Regions from separate parts of the Homo sapiens genome. Here region 1 is linked to region 2. Evidence: read pairs that join two places in POLR2A ChIA-PET (ENCODE). Cell type or tissue: Caco-2. All regions are shown on one strand.

Region 1 (2,500 bases), 420 kb after region 2:
CTTACACTGTTGTACTTCCGTGGGCCCTCCTTCCAGAACAAGGACAACAAGGACAAGGTTGAAGGGTCTTCTCATCTACCATGGCCTGCTACCTAGCATGTGTCTAGCTCAATGAGACAGGAGTCAGCAAATCTTAATCTGTTTAGTTTACTCAGGTGGCCACATACAGTCTCTGTTGTATATTCTTGGTTTTGTTTTAATATTTTTTTTCTTTTTTTTTTTTTTTTTTTTTTTGAGAAGGAGTCTGTCTCCGTCACCCAGGCTGGAGTGCAGTGGCGCAATCTCTGCTCACTGCAAGCTCCACCTCCTGGGTTCACACCATTCTCCTGCCTCAGCCTCCCGAGTATCTGGGACTACAGGCGCCCGCCACAATGCCGGGCTAATTTTTTGTATTTTTAGTAGAGACGGGGTTTCACCGTGTTAGCCAGGATGGTCTCGATCTCCTGACTTCGTGATCTGCCCGCCTCGGCCTCCCAAAGTGCTGGGATTACAGGCGTGAGCCATCGCACCCGGCCTGTTTTAACATTTTCATAAGGTAAAAACCTTTCTTAGCTCAAAGGTCTTTAAAAAAGCAGGCAATCCAGCTGGGCATGGTGGCTCACGCCTGTAATCCCAGCATTTTGGGAGGCTGAGGTGGACAGATGACTTGAGGTCAGGAGTTCAAGACCAGCCTGGCCAACATAGTGAAACCCTGTCTCTACTAAAAATACACAAATTAGCCAGGTGTGGTGGCGGGGGCCCTGTAATCCCAGCTACTCGGGAGGCTGAGGCAGGAGAATCGCTTGAACCTGGGAGGCAGAGGTTGCAGTAGGCCAAGATCCTGCTGCCACTGCACTCCAGCCTGGGAGGGTGAGACTCCATCTAAAAAAAATAAAATAAATGGCAACCCCTGGTCTAAGATAAGAGATAAAACATCAGGTGGTGAGGTTGAGGTTTGGGGCTTGGTAGCAGTTGCCCCAGTCATGAGATGACTCACTTAACCCGTCTCCTTTAAGTGAGCTGGGCTGGGAGGCTTCCTACAGGGGAAGAGGCCCCTCTGGGGAGCTGACTCAGCCAGGCTCCCTGAACTTTTTTCCTTGTCCCATCCTGGGGTCAATAAAACTGAATGTTGCATATTCTAGCACTTGTCTAGTTTTTTTTTTGTTCCATAGAAGGCAGTTTAGGGTATATCATGGAGAGAATAGACTTTAGAGTGTTATACAACATGTGAATCCTGGTTGGTTCCTTCCCTGCTTGATTTTTGTGCCTGGTTCTGCCTTTTACTAGCTATGAGACTTATTAGGATAAGTTACCCCTCTAAACCTCAACCTGATTATCTGTAAAAATGGGGATCTCCACAGGGTATGTTCACAGAGCAGGCATACCTAGTGGGTGCTCAATTAAGTATTAATTTTCCTTCCTTGCCTATGGTCCTATGACCTGCCTTCAACATGCTGGGAAATTTAAGGCAAGAGGAGAATTCAAATACCTAGGACTTAATATAAGAAATTCTGGCCAGGCATGGTGGCTCACACCTGTAATCCCAGCACTTTGGGAGGCCGAGGCAGGCGGATCACCTGAGGTCGGGAGTTTGAGACCAGCCTGACCAACATGGTGAAACCGTGTCTCTACTAAAAATACAAAAATTAGCCGGGCGTAGTGGCAGGCACCTGTAATCCCAGCTATTCGGGAAGCTGAGGCAGGAGAATCACTTGAACCTGGGAGACGGAGGTTGCAGTGAGCCAAGATCATGCCATTGCACTCCAGCCTAGGTGACAGAGCAAGACTCTGTCTAAAAGATAAAAATTAAAAAAAAAAAATTCTGGGTAGGCCAGGTACGGCGTCTCACGCCTCTAATCCCAACACCTTGGGAGGCCAAAACAGGCAGATTGGAGCAGCCTGGGCAACATGGCAAAACCCCTTCTGTACAAAAAATACAAAAATTAGCTGGATGTAGCACGTGCCTGTAGTCCCAGCTACTCAGGAAGGCTGAGGTAGGAAGATCACTTGAGCCCAGGAGGTTGAGGCTGCAGTGAGCTGTGATTGTGCCACTGCACTCCAGCATTGGTGACACAGTGAGACCCTATCTCAAAAAAAAAAAAAATTCTGATCAAGTCTTCAAAACAACATAAAAGCAGCCTTAACTCTCCAAGCAGGGGCCCCTACCTCAGATAATTTCCATTGTATCTACCTGACAAAACCTATCTCCTGTCTTAGTGGTATCTGGAGAAACTTTAGGGTCTGGAAGTCCCTGATGAAGGACTGGAATTTGTCAGAATGGCTCAACCACCAGCTCTATCCCCATCCCTGCCATAGGCCCTCCTCCCAACCCTGTCTGCCCAAGAACCATACGGAGAAACCACCCTACATATCTGGTGCTATTTCATCCATCTACAAGCAGGAGCCAGGAGGCTGGCCCCTTTTAGATCTCACTAGGGGCATCTTCCCAGAGGCTGTGTGGGCATGTGCCTGCTCCCACCGCGCCCCCTCCACAGCACCCTCTGGCTCCGGATGGGCCATC
Region 2 (2,500 bases):
TTTCCTTAGGCAGAGGGAATAAATCCCCCTGCTGGCTGTCTAGAACACTTTTTTAAAAACCAATCTCTTATCAGAACTGCCTGTTTCCTTGTCCGTCTCCCCTGCTGGGCCACTGGGCCTCAAGCGATCCTCCCGCCTCAGCCTCCCAAACTGCTGGGATTACAGTCACAAGCCAGTGCACCCAGTCCCAGATTTTGTTTTTCTAATACAGTTCCGCTAGTTCTATTAATAGCTAAAATGTAAACACTGAAAACTCTTTTGAAACTAAAGAGGGGAAAAACAAGTAAAAGAGGTTTTTAAAAATTAAACTACCATGGAAACTGGTTTACCCACAATTTTGGTTCACAACCTTCATTGGATTACCTATTGGGGAAAACAAAGTTTAGCCATGTAAACAGGTTCCAACTTGCCAAAAATATAATTTGGGTTCAACCATCTTTTGTAAACTGGTAAGTTTGTGTTGCTGTCTCATGGCTAGAGTTCCAAGGTAAAAAAGATAGGACCTTTGTGCATGTACTCATGTGTTTAACTGAAGGTTCTTACCTAGGTGAACAGGCTATTAAAATAGTTAACAAGGAAATAACTTGAAATGATGACTAGATTTGTCTAATATCTCAGTTCTCATAGTCATCTAGATAAACTCCTAAAAATAAATAGGGTAAATATAAATGGGATAAATGCTTGAAGGTAAACTTTTTGTTTAGTTTAAAAATCTGACAATTATTTAAAATGCTCATTGGACATCTGGGTGATGTCCAATTAAGAAAGGGTTATGATATGGGGAAACATTTCTAAGAATTGTGGAGTCGTTCTCATTTATAATGCTGCTATCTGAGTACAAAGCCCTAGTTGATAACTCTTTCCTTCAACTTTAATGTCAGCTCCTGTAATTATTTTTTCCCTCCAGTTCTAGCCACTGTTGCAGCCTGATGCTAAAACATTTTATTTCAAAGGTCTAGAAAATCAATGATTTTCTCCAGGATAACTTGATTCTGTACTCAGACTCAGTTCAGCATTGCTTGCATCCCAGTTTTTTGCTAAAATTTAAGGTTACTAAGAATAAAAATTCTAGCTAATATATAATCTTTTTTTTTTCAGAGCAAGTGTGGAAATTTATTTTTAAAGGCTTTAGAACAGTAAAGAAAGGAAAATACACTTGGAAGAGCCCTGAGTGGGCACCAAGGTCAAGTGCCTATAATTTTATATATAAAAAATGTGCCAAAGATGATGTGCCTTTTTTTCCCCCAAGTTGGAGTCTTGCTCTGTCATGCAGTCTGGAGTGGAGAGGCACGATCTCAGCTCACTGCAACTTCTGACTCCCAGGTTCAAGAGATTCTCCTGTCTCGGCCTCCTGAGTAGCTGGGATTACAGGTGCCCACCACCACACCTGGCTAATTTTTATATTTTTAGTAAAGATGAGGTTTCACTATGTTGGCCTCTGTTTGGCAGTGTATGGGTATGCAGTGGGTACTCACAAATGCTGGTTAGACACCTGCAGGCTTGTACTAAGGACCAGGTTTGGCAAACATCAGTGTTTGAGGGAGTCTGATTTGAGAGTGTGGAAGTTGAGAATCATGGCAGGAGATGGACTCTGCTATTCACTACTATGAATCAACCTTGGTCCCTGTTCTTGGGGGAGACCACAGGCCAATGGAAAAAACAGAGATGTAACTAATTGCTGGTAGCGTTATGAGTAACTCTGTTGGGTAAGCCATTTGGTAGGAGGCAGAGAACTGGAGGCAAGACCTATGTACTTGCAGAGAACATTGTTAGCAGGACTGGCCTAAGGGCACCTTTCTCCCTTCATTCATCAGAAAGGATCAAAGCTGCTGCTAGGAGAGGAAAAGGGAGCTGGGCCAGCCCTGGCTGTAACCCTTTACAAGAAATAAAGCTGTGAAAGAACCTGTGGAATCATTTTCAGCTCAGAACACAGAGCAATATTTTTACTCTCTCTTACGGGTGGAATTGTGTCCCCTCAAATTCATATGTTGAAATCCAGTACCTTGGAATGTGGCCTTATTTGGAGATAGAGTCTACATAAGCAATCAAGTTGAAATGAGGTTATAGGGTGATCCCTAATCAAATATAACTGACACACTCAGAGAGACTATTTTATTTTATGTATTTTAAAAATTTTTTAATTTAAATCGTTTTTGGGGAGCAGGGGTTTTTTTGTTACATGGATAAGTTCTTTGGTGGTAATTTCTGAGATTTTTTGGCGCACCCATCACCCGAGCAGTGTACACTGTACCCAATGTGTAGTCTTTTGTCCCTCATCCCCTTGCCCCTTCCCCCCAAGTCCCTGAGTCCATTATATCATTCTTATGCTTTTGTATTATCTTAGCTTAGCTCCCACTTATAAGTAAGAACATACGATATTTGGTTTTCCATCCCTAAATTACTTCACTTAGAATAATAGTCTCTAACTCCATCCGGGTTGCTGCAAATGCCATTATTTTGTTCCTTTTTCTGGCTGAGTCGTATTCCATTGTGTATATAT

What was found. Peaks named below come from ENCODE experiments on the same cell type or tissue, not always from the same donor. Only the 100,000 strongest peaks of a DNase experiment are listed, where the experiment ranks them.
Region 1: POLR2A ChIA-PET joins it to region 2 with 11 read pairs; 2 of 35 experiments call an interaction of 5 or more read pairs at or near these places.

Annotation. Positions count from the first base shown.
Region 1 is chr20:45,884,147-45,886,646 of GRCh38, forward strand. It overlaps ZSWIM1 (zinc finger SWIM-type containing 1), which reads left to right. Exons shown (of 2, transcript NM_080603.5): 2 at 1-1,120. It overlaps SPATA25 (spermatogenesis associated 25), which reads right to left. Exons shown (of 2, transcript NM_080608.4): 2 at 2,345-2,500. The coding sequence ends at 2,371. Among named protein-coding and RNA genes, the nearest start is that of SPATA25, 2.2 kb to the right of the region's middle. RefSeq lists an enhancer at 2,187-2,500. In Caco-2, no CTCF peak of the experiment used is centred here; a DNase peak (open chromatin) is centred at 1,024.
Region 2 is chr20:45,459,749-45,462,248 of GRCh38, forward strand. No RefSeq gene overlaps it. Among named protein-coding and RNA genes, the nearest start is that of WFDC2, 8.8 kb to the right of the region's middle. In Caco-2, a CTCF peak has its summit at 61 (motif pointing left); no DNase peak of the experiment used is centred here.